Regions from separate parts of the Homo sapiens genome. Here region 2 is linked to region 1. Evidence: chromatin loops called from intact Hi-C (ENCODE). Cell type or tissue: PC-3. All regions are shown on one strand.

Region 1 (8,000 bases):
AATGCATCTACAATGTAGTGCAACTCAACAGTTAGAAGAATAAACTACTGAGACATGCAATAGTCACACTTATCTCAAGTGCACTGTGCTAAGTGAAAGAAGCCACACACAAAAGGCCATGAACTCTGAGTCCATCATATGACCCAGGAAAGGCAAAAGTTGAGGGACAGACATCAGAGCAATGGTTTTCAGGGACAGTGGAGAAGAGAGGATTTAGTATAAAGAGGCTCCAGGGAACTTTTTGCAGTGAGGGAAATACTCTATATCTTCAATATGGCCATGGTTATACAACTATATGTGTTTGTCAAATGCATAGAATTATGCACCTAAAACAATTTAATTGTACCTAAATGATACCTCAATTGTGAATGATTCCTCAATAAATCTATTTTTTTTAAGTGAAGGAATGCCAAAACAGGGTTCTCAAAAACTATGTATATTTTAAATGTTTACTTTTTACAAATCAACACTTTCATCACACCCAGTTTAAAAACAATGATGGCTTATATCCTTATTTGGGTGTAGTATCAAAGGCCTACATTGTAGCCTTGTGTGAAAGGGAGATCTAGGCTGACCACCCTGCGATCCCACCCTGTCACAGTCTCTTGCTAGAGGACCTGTCAGTTATGGTCAAGGACTCCTGTTGGATGCCCCGTACCTTGGAGATACCTGCCTTCAGTCAAACCTTAGTGGCCTCACCTGGATGGCTACCTAAAAACTAGGGGGCAGGAGGGCTGGGCCCTGGGCACCCTTCCCCTGCTGATTTGTGTTAGACCGGCATCTTCATGTTCAAGGTTCCTTCTCAAGCAGCTCCTATATGCTTCAGCTTTGCCCTGGGCTTTGAGGTTAGTGTGTGTGTGTGACCCTTGTGCATGGCTGTGGCCACTTCTTCTGGGTCTCTGGATGCTGATTTCCACCTGTATGGCCAGTACCCACCACCCTCACAGACACCTCCAGAAGAAACATCCATCTCATTCACTCTCTCTCTTTTTCTCTTTCTTATTTCTCTCCTATTTTGCCAGCCCTGGATCTGTCATATTTCCAAAAGGATTTAAATGGTGGGTTCTCTTGATTCCCTAGTCTCTAACTGAGCCTTTTAAGGCACTGGGCAAAGCTTCAAGTTTGGGAAACAGAAATCAAAATTCTGCAATTAGGTGTCTGGGAGTGATGGGGAGAGGGGAAAATCCTACTTCCATCCTTTGGATCCTGGACCTGAGTATTCTAGCTCTTGGGAATACAGTTGCATGTTGTGGTCTTTGACTCAGAGCTCATGCCACATCCTGAAGGACAGCTCCCCAGCCCCATAGGGCGGGTGCTTAAACTGTCATTTTAGCTCAACCACTACCAGTCCGTGCCATCATTCTATTACAGCAGCTGCTTCCAGGTGATGCAGGTTTATGGTAGGGCCAGTGGATCCCATGTTTGGGTACCCACTGCCATGCCTCTTGGCCACAAATAGATCTCTTGATCTGAAGCAATCATAGGCAGGTTCCCATGTCCTGGGTGGTGGTGCCAGCAAGGATACTGTTGGCAGTGAAAGCAAACTTATATCTGATATAGACGTCAATTCCAGAAAAGCAAATCGCAACCTCTTCCAGGGTAAAGGAAATCTGGGGAAATCAACCTGTCACCGAGGTTCCATAATCTCATCCACAGCATCTGCCTTTTATTTTTATTTTAATTTTTTTTTTTTATTTTTTGGGGGGGACGGAGTTTTGCTCTTGTCGCCCAGGCTGGAGTGCAATGGAGCAATCTCGGCTCACCACAACCTCTGCTTCCTGGGTTCAAGCGATTCTCCTGCCTCAGCCTCCCGAGTAGCTGGGATTATAGGCACACACCACTGCGCCCAGCTAATTTTTGTATTTTTCGTAGAGATGGGGTTTTACCATGTTGGCCAGGCTGGTCTCGAACCCCTGACCTCAGGTGATCCACCCACCTTGGCCTCCCAAAGTGCTGGGATTACAGGCATGAGCTACCACGCCTGGACAGAATCTGCTTTTTAGAACCCTTCTGGTCCCAATGGTCTTAGCCTTGCTTCCCTCAAAAAGCAGAGCCTGAGACAACAGCTAGCAGGCAGTTTATTTTGGGCATGCTCCCAAGAAACAGTAGTGGGAGACTGGGAATAGTGTTAAAAAAAAAAAAAGGAGAGAGAGAGGCCACATAAAGGTGCATTATCCAGCTGATCACTACTGTGGGCCACTGAGTTTGACTCCACAGGGGACCACCTTGGGAGACATGTGTATGCAGCTAGAATTGCCTCCTGGAGGAATGAAAGGGGGTGGCATTTACTCACTAGATTTGTCCTCCATTGGCTGAGGGATTCATCGGGGGCTAACTCCCTCACATTTTCCATTTTGCAAAAGATGTCAGAATGACATCTCTTCACTCTCTAGAATCTCTAGAAACAGCCTCCTTGACCTATGCTGCCACGTTGTCACCAGCTCGAGGGAGGCAGGGATATGGGGAGGGGATGCCCTGTGGGCTGCAAAACTCTACAGAGGGGCTGGATAATGAGCGCACATGTGTCTTCAGTGGGGAGGAATTTAAAGTGATGTACTCAATATGACTGTCTCCATCATCCAAGGAAACACACACACACTTCACTGGGGACCCGTGTAGACACACTGTAGGCCGTCATTTTCCTTTCTCATCAGATAGCACATGCTCTTCTGAAAGATTATTTTCTATAAGCCACACAGTTGGAAGGAAACTCCACCCTTCATCCACAAAGACTGGTTTGGTCCTGGGATCCACCCTCCACCTCCTACTCAGTCCCTCCCACCCAACTCTTGCAGGTAATAGGTAACGCTGGTTTCTTACTATATCCAGGCAAATTCTTTAACAGCCTGGACTCCACAGCCACACTGCCTGGGATCTTTGCTGGTTCTGCCATTTGCCAGCTGGATGACCTTGGACAGGTTACCTAACCTCTCTGAGCCTCATTTCTTCATCTTTAACATGAGGATCATAGCAGTACTTCTTAGGATCTTTGCAAAGATACATTGAGATCACATATGAAGAAGCACTTTTCTCTGGTTCCTCGAAAATGCCAAGGGGCCCTCACCCCCAAGCCTTCATGCCCACTTTTCCTTTTGCTTGAATTGCTCTTCCCAGATCTCCTCATGGTGGACTTCCTCACTTCACTCAGGTGTCACCTCTCAAAGACGGCCAGCCTAAGAATTCTCTCTCCTCCAGCGCCCTAGCTCATTCACTCTTCTCTCATTCCCTGCTTTATTTTCCATGTAGCGCTTGCAGCTCCTGCATTCGTGTCCTTGTTTATTGTCTTTCTCACCCACCAGACGGCAAGACCCAGGAGGATGGAAACATCTGTCTCCACCACTGTATTCCCAGAGCTAAGAATAGTGTCTGTAAAGGCCCCAAATATATTTACTGGATGAATTTATAGAATAAATAAGTTCCATGGGGACTTCCCAGCAGGTCAGTTGGGTTGAGGGGATGAGGGGTTTGTCTTCCCTACTGGTGAGAAGTTGTCCAAGGGGCAACCATTAAACACACATACATACACACATACGTACATGCACACATATGCACACAGACCTGTTCCTAGGGACAAACATTAATTCTCAGAAAGTTTAAATCTACTTTCAAGGAAAGAGGACACTTCCTGGACTACAACAGAGTCTGCCTGCCTGCCCCTGGCAGAGTGAGCTTTTAGTGATTCTGTGAGGCAGTGGCCACTCCGGTCAGTCTAAAAAAACCAGCAGCCAGGCGTTGAGTGTATAAACATCAGGGCCCATTCCAGAACCATCAGCTTCTTGATGGCCATTCCTGAGCCACACTGGGTCTTGCAAGAATCTTTGAAATTGAAGCTGTCTGTTTGCTTATATGTCTGTGTGGTTTTCTCTGCTGCGGTCTGTGTGTGTTTTCCTTCTGCTGCACTCAGAGGAAAGTTGGGCCAGACTTTCCTTTAAATACGCAGTGTGGGGTAGGGGGCAGTGTGAAGGCAGCTGTTGTTCTCCTTTGCAAGTTCCCCACATGTCAGTTGCAGATATTTAAAAAGCACAGGAAGCATGCGTGTGTGTGCACGCGCACACACACATACACACACATACACACCAGTTTTTTTGGTGGGGAGTGGGGTAGGGGGACTTCTGGCGTATGCTTTTGAGTGGGCAGTATGCTCTTGAGTGCCAGGATTTTCTGAATCTCCACATTCCAGGCCTGACCATCTTCAGGAGACCTTCTCCATCTTTCAACCTCAGTTTGCTTCTTCCCAGACTCACAGTCTATGAAGGAGTAGCATCAAACCCAGCAGAAACAGCACATCTATCAAAGGAGGCTGTCACAGAATTTACTGGTTAGAAATTTCATTGAGCTCTAGTTTATAAACTAAGCTTTTTTTTTTTTTTTTTTTTTTTTTTTTTTTTGCAGGAATGCTCTGGGGGGACATATATATTTTAGAGGTTAAATTATATATATATATACATCAAATGTAACCTTTTAAAACACTATTAATGCAAAAACAGTAGTTTCCGTTCATTCTTTTGAAAATGGAATACTACTGTCAAGTCTTTTTTTTTTCTTTTTTGACATGAAGTCTCACTCTGTTGTCTAGACTGGAGTGCAGTGGTGCGATCTCAGCTCACTGCAACCTCTGCCTCCCAAGTTCAAGTGATTCTCCTGCCTCAGCCTCCTGAGTAGCTGAGATTACAGGCATGCACCACCACTCCCAGGTAATTTTTTTTTTTTTTTAAATAGAGACGAGGTTTCACCATGTTGGCCGTGCTGGTCTTGAACTCCTGACCTCAGGTGATCCGCCCGCCTCGGCCTCCCAAAATGCTGGGATTACAGGCGTGAGCCACTCCGCCTGGCCTCAAGTCTTTACGGTAGATTATGTTTCCACAATTTTCTGCAAATGTTTTCCGTTTTACGCAGGTAGTTAAAATTTAAACATATGCCGGTAAGGCTAATTTTAAGTGTTAGCCAGTAGATGGCAGTAAGTTTGAACTTGGTCTGGGAAATGGCTTTTCGGTAGTTTGATGTAACAGAGCACACAAGTCAGCCTGAGCATAGCATAGGCTTAAAGGTAAACAGCTTTCGACAAAAACGAACTGAAACGTGGCCACCAATTATGATCTTTGTAATGAGCATCTTTGTAAAGTCCGCTTGCACTTCTATACTTCATGGCATTTATTAAGAAATCTATACTGAAGGCCCACTTTGTGCCAGGAGGGGCGGTTGTAGCACACAGGATTGTTGCCATTATGAAAGTTACATTTTAGTACAATCACTTCATTTGTCATCCCAATACAAATGGTCTCTAAATGACCTTTCGAAGCAGGTGTATTGAGGTGCAAAGCGAAGTTGTTACAGAGAGGTTTTTAAAAACGTTCTTTATTGGCTCTCCCAACAATCCCATATGGGTATAGTCATCAAGAATGAAAAGCAGATCCTGTGGCTCACTAAAATGACTTCTGCATGAACTAAGAGAAGAAAGTTTAGTTTCCAGAAGGTTGGATCATCTCTTAGATATGAAAAAACAAACTTTTATGATTCCTTGAGCTCAGAGTTGATGAATCGGCACGGACAGGTCTGGATAATGTTTCAGAGGCTTGGAAGAATGTGTCCTCTTGTTCTTCTGTCTCTAGGGCTTGCTTATGGGGTGGATAATTCAGACAGGGGGATGCCTTCCACAGTCAGAATCCTGTTCTGCTGTGTTTTTCAGGTGCAGCAGGTGGTCCAGGAGGATTGCCAAGGACCAAAGGCACCTCTCCCAGGATGCTGTGATGCTGGTGGCCAAGCCAACCAGGCTCAGGTTCCCCTTGTGCGTGATGCTACTGGAACCTCCTAGCCCCAGCCGATTAGTCCAGCGTGGGCGTCTGATGGGGCAGCTTTCAATTCACTGGAAGCCCAGCTTGGAGTGGCAGGTGTCTGAAGAACAGCAGATGGATTGGCAGCAAAGTGTGGAGGCCCAGGCACCAAGCCCCAGGCGGGGAGAGGGTTGGGGTTCAAGTGAGTGTTCAGGACAGTACGAAGGACACGAGACCCTCGACTGCAGCAGGCTCAACCTACTCCAACTTTCTCCTTGATAAGAATCCCCTGGGGGAGGGCGGACACAATGGCTCACGCCTGTAATCCCAGCACTTTGGGAGGCCAAGGTGGGTGGATCATGAGGACAGGAGTTGGAGACCAGCCTGGCCAACATGGTGAAACCCTGTCTCTACTAAAAATACAAAAATTAGCTGGGTGTGGTAGTGCATGCCTGTAGTACCAGCTACTTGGGAGGCTGAAGCAGGAGAATGGCTTGAACCCTGGAGGCTGAGGTTGCAGTGAGCCAAGATCGTGCCACTGCACTGCAGCCTGGGTGACAGAGGGAGACTCCATCTCAAAAAAAAAAAAAAATCCCTTGGGAAAGGTGGTGGTGCTGACTACATATACAGATAACCAGGCCTTTCCCCCAGAAGTTCTGCTTTAGTGGTCTGGGGTGGAGCTTGACTTTCTTTATTTCTTTTTTTTAATTTATTTTTTTCCCTTCAAGACAGGGTGTTGCTCTGTTGCCCAGGCTGGAGAGCAGTGTCACTATCTTGGCTCACTGTAACCTCCACCTCCACCTCCCAGATTCAAGTGATTCTCCTGCCTCAGCCTCCTGAGTAGCTGGGATTACAGGCACACACCACCACACCCAGTTAATTTTTGTATTTTTAGTAGAGATGGGGTTTTGCCACGTTGCCCAGGCTGGTCTCGAACTCCTGGCCTCCTGTGATCTGCCTGCCTCGGCCTCCCGAAGTGCTGGGATGACAAGTGTGAGCCACTGCACCGGGCCTCTGAGTTTCTTTATTTCTAACATGATGGGGCTGGTCCTTGGACCATACTGAGTAATAGGGGCTTTGATTCCCTTTCAGCTCTCGATTCTACAACGATTCATGTCACTGAAATGACTCTGGTTTTCTATGTAGTAGGGAAAGAATGTTGGATGTCAACATTTCTGTAGGCATCTGTCTTGTGACTGCCTTGCTATTAACCCTTTACAAAAGCTATCTCATTTAATCCTCTCCACACTCAACCCTGTGATTGCCTTATTATCCCCATCATAGATACAATCAAAAGAGGATCAGAGAGCTTAAGTAATTTGCCTGAGTTGAACAGTAAACAGGTGAAGGAGGTGAAGGATTTGGGATTCGAACCAACGTCAGGCTGGCCTAATGCTCATTAATTACTTACTTATCTAATTACTTACTCTATACCGAATTATTTAAAAATCTGTAGGTTGTGTAGGGGGGCGGCTCATGCCTGTAATCCCAACACTTTGGGAGGCCAAGGTAGGAAGATTGCTTGAGGCCAAGAGTTCAAGCATCAACCTGGCCAATGTAGCAAGACGCCATCTCTATAAAAAAAAATCTATGAACTAAATGCTATAGCAGGCACTGGGGACATAAGATGAGCAGAATAGATGAGGCATTGGCCCTTGTGGAGCTACCAGCTTATCAGGAAACGTGGGTATTTAAATAAGAAATGCCACCACAGAGCGAAAACAGATCTGAAACCTTCCACTTATCACCGTGTCCATTGCTGCCGTCTGGTCCTTGTCTCCCTCATCTCTTGCCTAAAGGACTGCAATGATTTCCTCGCTTTCTGTTTTGTCTAGAATATTCTTCCCCAGCTCTTTATGAGGCTGGCCCATTCCTGCACTCCAACCTCACCTGCTCTGTGAGGCAGTGTGTGGGGTAGCGGGTGACAGCGTGACTCGTGGTGCCAATACCTGGGCCTGCCTTCCAGCTCTTCTGCTTTTCAGCTGTGTGAAGCAGGGCAGGTTACTTCACTTCTCTAGGTATCACTTTTCTCACCTGTAAAAGGGGCAGTAACAGCTTCTACTCCGTAGGGTCGCTGTGAGGATTAAGTGAGTTAATATACATGAAGTTCTTAGAATGGTGTGTGTCAAAGCGTAAGCAGCATAGAAACTTCTGTCACTGTTATTCCCTACCCACCCTGCCTACCTGTGGCACACCCTCTTCCATTCAAGTGTACCACACCACACTGTT
Region 2 (8,000 bases), 110 kb after region 1:
CATGTGACTGATAAAGGGCTTGTACTAGGTAGTCACAAAATAACAGATTTGCCATTTTGTGTGCATCCTTGCATTATTAACGTGATAGAGTTGGTCTATGATTTCTCTGCAACATCTTTTTTTTGTTGTTGTTCCACTTGGGAAGGTTGATTTAACTGAAATTTGAGCATACCTCTGTAAATCTACTTCCCCTGGCTGAAGCCCACGTGCCTCAAACTGCTGAAAGTGAAGTACATGTGGCTACCACTGTCAGCTCCTCATGGGATTCTTCCACCAGTACACCTCCCATGCTGAGTGGGCAACATGGCTAGAGAATAGGTGACTGAGTGTGGACCATGCTTCTAGTAAATAACAATTGTCCCCACCCAAATCTTATCTTGAATTGTAGCCCCCATAATTCCCATGTGTCGTGGGAGGGACCTGGTGAGAGGTAACTGAATCATGGGGGTGGGTCTTTCCCATGCTGTTCTCATGATAGTGAATAAGTCTCACAAGATCTGATGGTTTTATAAAGGGGAGTTCCCCTGCACACACTCTTTCTTGCCTGCTACCATATAAGATTTGACTTTGCTCCTCATTCACCTTCTGCCATGATTGTGAGGCCTCCCAGCCATGTGGAACTGTGAGTCCATTAAATCTCTTTTCTTTATAAATTACCCAGTCTTGGGTATGTCTTTATTAGCAGCATGAGAACAGACTAATACAATAATGAAGGCTAATTTCATTTTTTTAAGATAAATGCATATAAATAGAACTTCTAATCCTGATCCCACAGTCCTGTTTTAAAGACTGCTAATTCAGGTCAGTAGTTACGTAGTGGTTTAAAAGTTTCTTAATAGAATAGTTTAATTATGTGTTCAAGATTAGGTTATAGGCTGAGTGGGTGGCTCATGCTTATAATCCCAGCAGTTTGGGAGGCCCAGGTGGGAGAATCACTTGAGCCCAGGAATTTGAGACCAGCCTGGGCAACATAGTGAGACTCTGTATCTACAAAAACATTAGAAATTAGCTAGGCATGATGGCACATGCCTATATTCTCAGCTACTTGGGAAGCTGAGGTGGGAGGACCACTTGAGCCCAGAAGATTGAGGCTACAGTGAGCTGTGATCTCATCACTGCCCTCCAGCCTGGGTGACAGAGTGAGACCCTGTCTAAAATAAATAAATAAGTAAATAAAAGATTAGGTTCTACTAGCAGGGCCAAAAAGGCTACTCCAAAAGGCCAGCTTCCTACACCAAGAAGCCTGCTTCTCTCTCTTGGCTCTCTGTCCCCATGGTAGATTTTCTTCTTGGGCTGGCATCTTCCAGTAAGGTGGGATGTTTTCAGAACAATTCTCTTGGTTCAAAACTGCCTTTTCCTTTCTTTCTTAAGTTTATGTTGTCCTTGTGACTTAAACCATGTGTAATCTTTATAGTCCCATTAAAAAACTTCTGGCAGCTTTTATGTGTGGCTAAAACTTTATCTTTGAAAAATAGACTTTTACTTTTCTTTGCTGATTACTCTGGAACTATCCCCATTGGGCTACTATAAGCTCTGGCAGTGTTGAGGGAGCCATTTAAAATTAAAGTCATTTTTTCCTTCCTGAGCTTAATAGATACCTATTTATGCAAAGACAGAGAAAGGATCTTTGCATTTCCAGGAAATGGGGAAGATCATGAGACTGTGTAAATATGGTTTGAGGCAGAACTGTGACTAATAGAATTTTGTTCCATTCAGGAAATAAGAAAACAACATGAGGAAGGTAAAGAGCAAATTATGAATAGATTTCTGCTTAATAAGATGTCCAAAGAATTAGACAAGGAACATTAAGCCCCATAAGAAGAAGGAAGAGTAATCTGACCTGTTGAAGTTACTGGGAAATAGGCCAGGTTTATCTTTAAGCATCCAGTCTTGCCCTGTTATTGGTAATGATCTCTAATACTTTTATAGCCCTTTGAAATTTACATAGAGCTTTTCTCGCTGGTGGCGTCCTTCTTCCTACATTCTTCCCTGGCTCCTGTGGGCTTTCATCACATCTGATCTCAGAAATGCATTTGCTTAACTCATTCCTAATAAGCAGCTTCAAATCCTTTTTGTAAGAAGACAGGGTCAAATAAAAAAAAAATCATTCAACAAAGGAAAGAATGGCTGATAATGTTAAATGTGTGACCTTTCCAGAGGCATTTGTATTTTATCAGAAGATAAGTTAAACAGATGAATCTCTAATTCTATAAGTAAGGCAGTAGGAGAGATTTTTCTGGAGGGAAGGGAAAACATAACACTCGGAAGTGTCTTATTTTAGATCCCTGAAATAATTTCACATTTAGGAAGCCATTTTGCTTACTGGCAAGGTATTTCTCTTTCCAGCTCTGCATAGCTGATAGCATACACTCCTTAGATTGGTTGAATTTAATTTTGAGTCCAGATTTTCAAACCATTCAAAAATATAAAATCTCAGAATTTTAGAGATTTTGGGAATCTTACCGTTATTGTGGTGAAACCCCTTATTTTATAGATAAGAAATCGAGAACAAGAAATTCTAAATCATTCTGATTAGTCAGATCCGCAAGATCCAAATGCTTTAATAAGGAAACTGAAAATCGGAGGACTAAATGTTTAGCTGACCAAGAAAGTCTCTTGAGATATGTTGTTATTTAGACCTACAGGCAGAGCATAGTGTAGTTTTTTTGTTGTTGCTCCATAAAGGTAACAGAACTACGTCTGAGCAGTAGGAGATGTTACTACTCCAATGCCTATCAATTTGTTATTTTCATCTGTATAATCATTACCTTCTGTCCCTAGGTTAATCGGTATTTCATTATTACTTGCATTAATTTTTTTTTTTTTCTTCCCGAGACAGAGTCTTGCTCTGTCGCCCAGGCTAGAGTGCACAAGTGTGATCTCGGCTCACTGCAACCTCTGCCTCCCAGATTCAAGCAATTCTCCTGCCTCAGCCTCCTGAGTAGCTGGGATTACAGGCATGTGCCGCCATGCACAGCCAATTTTTGTATTCTTAGAGACAGGGTTTCACCATGTTGGCCAGGTTGGTCTCAAACTCTTGACCTCCTGATCCACCCGACTCGGCCTCCCAAAGTTCTGGGATTCCAGGCATGAACCACTGTGCCCAGCCCCACATTAATCTTTTATATTGTAATTATCTCATATTTATGACACTTAATAGATAGAAGAATACTAGAAAAGTCAACTGATGCTTTTTAATAATGGATTCTTCCATCACATTAGCAAATATCTCCTTTCTTACAATATGGTATTGTTGAGCTGCTGGACTTCTTGTTAGCTTTACAGCATCATAGAGTTTATTTTATTGAGATAGAGTCTTGCTCTGTCACCCAAGCTGGAGTACAGTGGCAGAATCATGGCTCACTGCAGCCCTTGACCTCCTGGGCTCAAGTGATCCTCTCACCTCAGCCTCCTGAGTAGCTGGGGGTACAGCTGTGCTACCACACTCAGCTAATTTTTTTTTTTTTTTGTATTTTTTGTAGAGATGTAGTTTTGCCATTGTGCCCAAGCTGGTGTCAAATTCCTGGGCTCCAGTGATCCTCTCAAAGTGCTGGGATTACAGGCATGAGCCACTGCGCCCAGCCCGTCATAGATTTTTGATGGAAGATCTTGAAAGATCATCTTGTCTAGCCACATCATATTTTCAAATGAGACACAGACCCAAAGGGTTATACCCCTAATTTGCAGCAGAGCTGACATGAGAGCCTGATTCCCTTAATCCAAGTCCAGGTCTCTGTCTGCCATATCACAAGACACCATTCTATCAGCTCAGAAGCCTTTGGTGGCTCCGGAAAGACATTTATTCCATATACTTCAAACCTAGGGAATATTGACTAGCATGATTTCGTCAGAATAAATTCATTCCGGAAGAGAACAGGAGACTTAGCAGTTCTTTCCCAATCTTCATGAGATCACAGGAAACAATCTTAGATGATGTGTTTGATTTTTCCTTTCAGCTGTTTTTTGTTTTGCTTGGCCTCATGAGGAAGGAAAACACTTAGCTGAATGATAAAGCCATTAAAGTCTTAATCATCTATTTGTTTAATGTTTTCCTCAGTATTTTCATTTTGTGTTTAAAATTCAGAAGCTCATTTTAAGGAGCAAAGGTTACACGCAAGATTAAGATCAAAGAATTCCTAATAATACTGACTGAGAAACCAAGATCCTAGTCTTTAGAGTAACCATTCTTTCTGAGAAAAGCTGATGACTCATGCTGATTGTAGAAGTTTGTAATATGCCATGAAAATTGAGCACTTAAAATTCAAAGATTTCCTTGGATGCATCTACTCTGAATCATCTGGAGGAAAATTGAATAAAAACAAAACCAAAACCAAAAAACCAAACCAAACAGTCAATTGTCTGGGTATTTTAGCCACATAATGGCAAACATATAGCTATTTGTAAATATCATATGACTGCCTGAATTTTTTATAATCTAGATTTCTAGTCATGAACCCAGTAAAATCTGTATTATCATCAAATAACAATTTATTTCTACACAGACTACAATTGAAAATTTAAGCCACAGATTTTGATGATTACTGGCTTAATAAATGAACATAGCTTAGTTAGATATGAAATAGCACAACTCATATAATCAAAAATTAGTTGAAGGGAAAATATCATGTAAAAGAAAGGGCTGAAGCAATCTAGCTGCAACTTTTAATCAGAAGCTAGCATACTGTCAGCATAATGAGATGTATTATATATGTAAATGCTCATTACGATAACAATTTTAAAATTTCAGTATAATGGCAGGGTCTCTAGAACACTAAGCCTTGAGCTCTACTGATTACTATTAGGAGGGAATATTCACACATCACTTTTATTTATTTATTTTTTTTGAGACGGAGTCTCGCTCTGTCTCCCAGGCTGGAGTGCAGTGGCGTGATCTCTGCTCACTGCAAGCTCCGCCTCCTGGGTTCACGCCATTCTCCTGCCTCAGCCTCCTGAGTAGCTGGGACTACAGGGGCCTGCCACCACGCCCGGCTAATTTTTTGTATTTTTAGTAGAGACAGGGTTTCACCGTGTTAGCCAGGATGGTCTCGACCTCCTGATCTTCTGATCCGCCCTCCTCGGCCTCCCAAAGTGCTGGGAGTACAGGCGTGAGCCACCACGCCCAGCCCACCCATCACTTTTAGTTTTAAGGATTCACACTCATCTGTCTGGGAGATTTGCAAAGAAATCCCCGGTGCCCTGAAAACAGGAGAAAAAAACCTACTAAAGCAGGAGATTGTACCAAATGAGAAAGGTCTGGTTTTGTCCACATTTATTCATCGGTCTGCTCATAGCTACTTAACCTTTCATCACTAGAACCTGGGGCTTTGTTTTCTTTGTTTTTTATTTGTTCACACAAGCAGTAACTACCTTTATGTACGTACTATTTGGATGATGAAAATAATTTAATGTAGCTTGGCCCAGCCTTGTTGAATGTCATCACCTCAGAGACAACCCCTGACCACTCAACCCACATATCAGACTTTACTCCATCATCAGGTTTCATTTTCTTCAAAACAACCATGGTTATCTAAACTGGTCACCTTAAAAAAAATTCAGTTATGTGTTTACAGTCCATTTCCTCCACGGGGTATAAGCATAATAAGATCAGGTTCTTTGGCCATCCTGTTTGCTGCTGAATCCCCAGTGTCTAGGACAGAGCATGGCACGTGAAAAATATGTGTTAATCCATATTTAATCCATATTTAATCCAAAAAAATATGTGTTAAGTGAATATTTGAGTGTCTAAAGCACATAGCCTTAATTAGATCTCTTTCCTCTAGAACACTAAGTTCAAAGTTGCCATCAAGGGTTACATGGAAAGAAAGTCCTATTAAGTATAAGACAAACAGAGACATTGGAAAAAAGAAGACTGAATAAAATAAGCAGAGCCAGTGCATGAAAGGATGTAAAAAATAAAATTAGCACCAAATGATTTTACAGGTAAATATTCAAAGGACAGCAAAAAGATTAAAAAGTAGAAATAAAGTAGAGGGAAAAAAAGTCAGCTATTGGTACAAAGGTTTTAACTGCAGGATTGGGATGCTTCCTGCAATGATCTTTAAGAGTTAGAATCCTGGACAAGTCAGAAGGACAGAGGATAAGAATTTCTGGCACAAGAAATGAGTCATTGGAAATAGATGGCCCTGATTCAAATCCAAGTTCTCCCATTTTCTTCCATGTGATCCATGGTAAGTCACTTAGTTTCCTCAGCTGTTGGCTTACTCAGTGAAAACTGCTATAACAAAAATACCTTAGACTGGATAATTTATAAACAACAGAAATTTATTTTTCACGGTTCTGGAGGCTCTGAAGTCCAAGATCAAGGTGCCAGCAGATTTGGTTTCTGGCGACTTTCTGATTCGTAGATGGGAACTTCCAGCTGCATCCTCACATGATATAAAGGACAGTGTCTCTCTGGGGCCTCTTTTATAAGAGTATTAATCTCATTCTTGAAGGCAGAGCCCTCATAACCTAATCATCTCCCAAAGGCCCCATCTTTTAATACCAATATCTTGGTGATTAGATTTCAATGTTTGAATTTTAACAAGACACAAATAATCAGACCATAGTAGCTGTAAAGTCTAGATAATTCTGAGATAAGGCCTAAAGGAGATATACATGTATTTCTCATTGAATGTTCAATACCGTTACCCTTTATTATGTATTTTTCAATTAATAAACAGGGTGCTAGTGAGAAAAGCTCTCTTGCCTTCCTTCCACAACTAGGTTACTCTTGAAGTCAAAGGAGTGGAAGTTTGTGTAGAATTTCAGCAACCACCTACAGGTACGTCTTGTACCATCTCTTTTCCTCACTATTAAACACTAGAGTTTGCATTAGAACCCTACATCTAGAATGGAAAATAAGAACTAATAAGGGTAAGGAGTTCTACTTATAAGCTCTGTACAGAAAAATATAACTCATCACCAAAGGTTCACCTACATCTTGTGCTGTTTTCACCATAATGTCTAGATACTTCATTTGTGACATTTAGCACCTGCAACTGTGTCTATGTGTTTTTATAACCTGTTCTCCTGGGGCAAATTCTTCCAGTGCAGAGGTCTGTCTTACTCATTGTTATGGACTGAATTCTCTCCTCCAAAGATTCATACATTGAAGCCCCAACCCCCAATATGACTATTGGGAAACAGGGCCTTTAAAGAAGTAATTAAAGTTAAATGAGTTCATAAAAGTGGGACCCTAATCCAATAGGAATGGTGTCCTTATAAGAAGAGATACCTGGAGTGCTCATGCCCACAGGTAAAAGGTCACGTGAGGATACATTAAGAAGGCAGCTGTCTGTAGGCAAGGAGAGAGGATTGAGGAGAAACTAATCCTGATAGCATCACGGTCTTAGACTTCTAGCCTCCAGAACTATGAGAAATAAATTTCCATTGCTGAAGCCACCCAGGCTGTGATACTTTGTTATGGCAGCCCTTGCAGACTAATACAATCATCTATGGTGAATATGGTAGACTGACACTCAGAATCCCTTCCAACCTCCTTCCCGCGCCTGGTTCTGTACTGCCAGAGAGCTTACAATGTTCTCTTTCAGATATCTGCACTGCCGTGTTTACTGCATGACTATTCACAACAGCCAAGAAATGGAATCAACCTAATTGTCTGTCAGTAGATGAATGAATAAAAAATTTGGTATATATACACACAAGGGAATATTCTTCAGCTATAAAAAAGAATGAAATCCTGTCACTTGTGGCAACATGGATGTACCTGGAGGACATAATGTTAAGGGGAATAAGCCAGGCGCAGAAAGACAAATACCACATGATTTCATGCAAAGGTGGAATCTAAAGAAAGTTGACCTCGCAGAATTAGAGAGTAGAATAGTGGTTACCAGAGGCCAAGGCGGGGAGGGGGTCAAGAGATGGGGAAAGATACATAGTAAGAAAGAGTTCTGGATTTCTATTGCATAGTAAGGTGACTATAGCAAGTAACAATGCATTGTGTATATTTCTTTTTTTTAAATTTTATTTCCATAGGT

What was found. Hi-C counts contacts between places; a loop is a spot of excess contacts. Peaks named below come from ENCODE experiments on the same cell type or tissue, not always from the same donor. Only the 100,000 strongest peaks of a DNase experiment are listed, where the experiment ranks them.
Region 2: a loop joins it to region 1, with 2.5 times the contacts of the local background. A loop is called at or near these places in 2 of 110 quality-filtered maps.

What each region holds. Positions count from the first base shown.
Region 1 is chr4:26,454,431-26,462,430 of GRCh38, forward strand. No RefSeq gene overlaps it. Among named protein-coding and RNA genes, the nearest start is that of CCKAR, 32 kb to the right of the region's middle. In PC-3, a CTCF peak has its summit at 4,934 (motif pointing right); a DNase peak (open chromatin) is centred at 4,961; H3K4me3 peaks cover 366 bases.
Region 2 is chr4:26,564,634-26,572,633 of GRCh38, forward strand. No RefSeq gene overlaps it. Among named protein-coding and RNA genes, the nearest start is that of TBC1D19, 15 kb to the right of the region's middle. RefSeq lists an enhancer at 3,508-4,707. In PC-3, no CTCF peak of the experiment used is centred here; a DNase peak (open chromatin) is centred at 4,118; H3K27ac peaks cover 4,250 bases.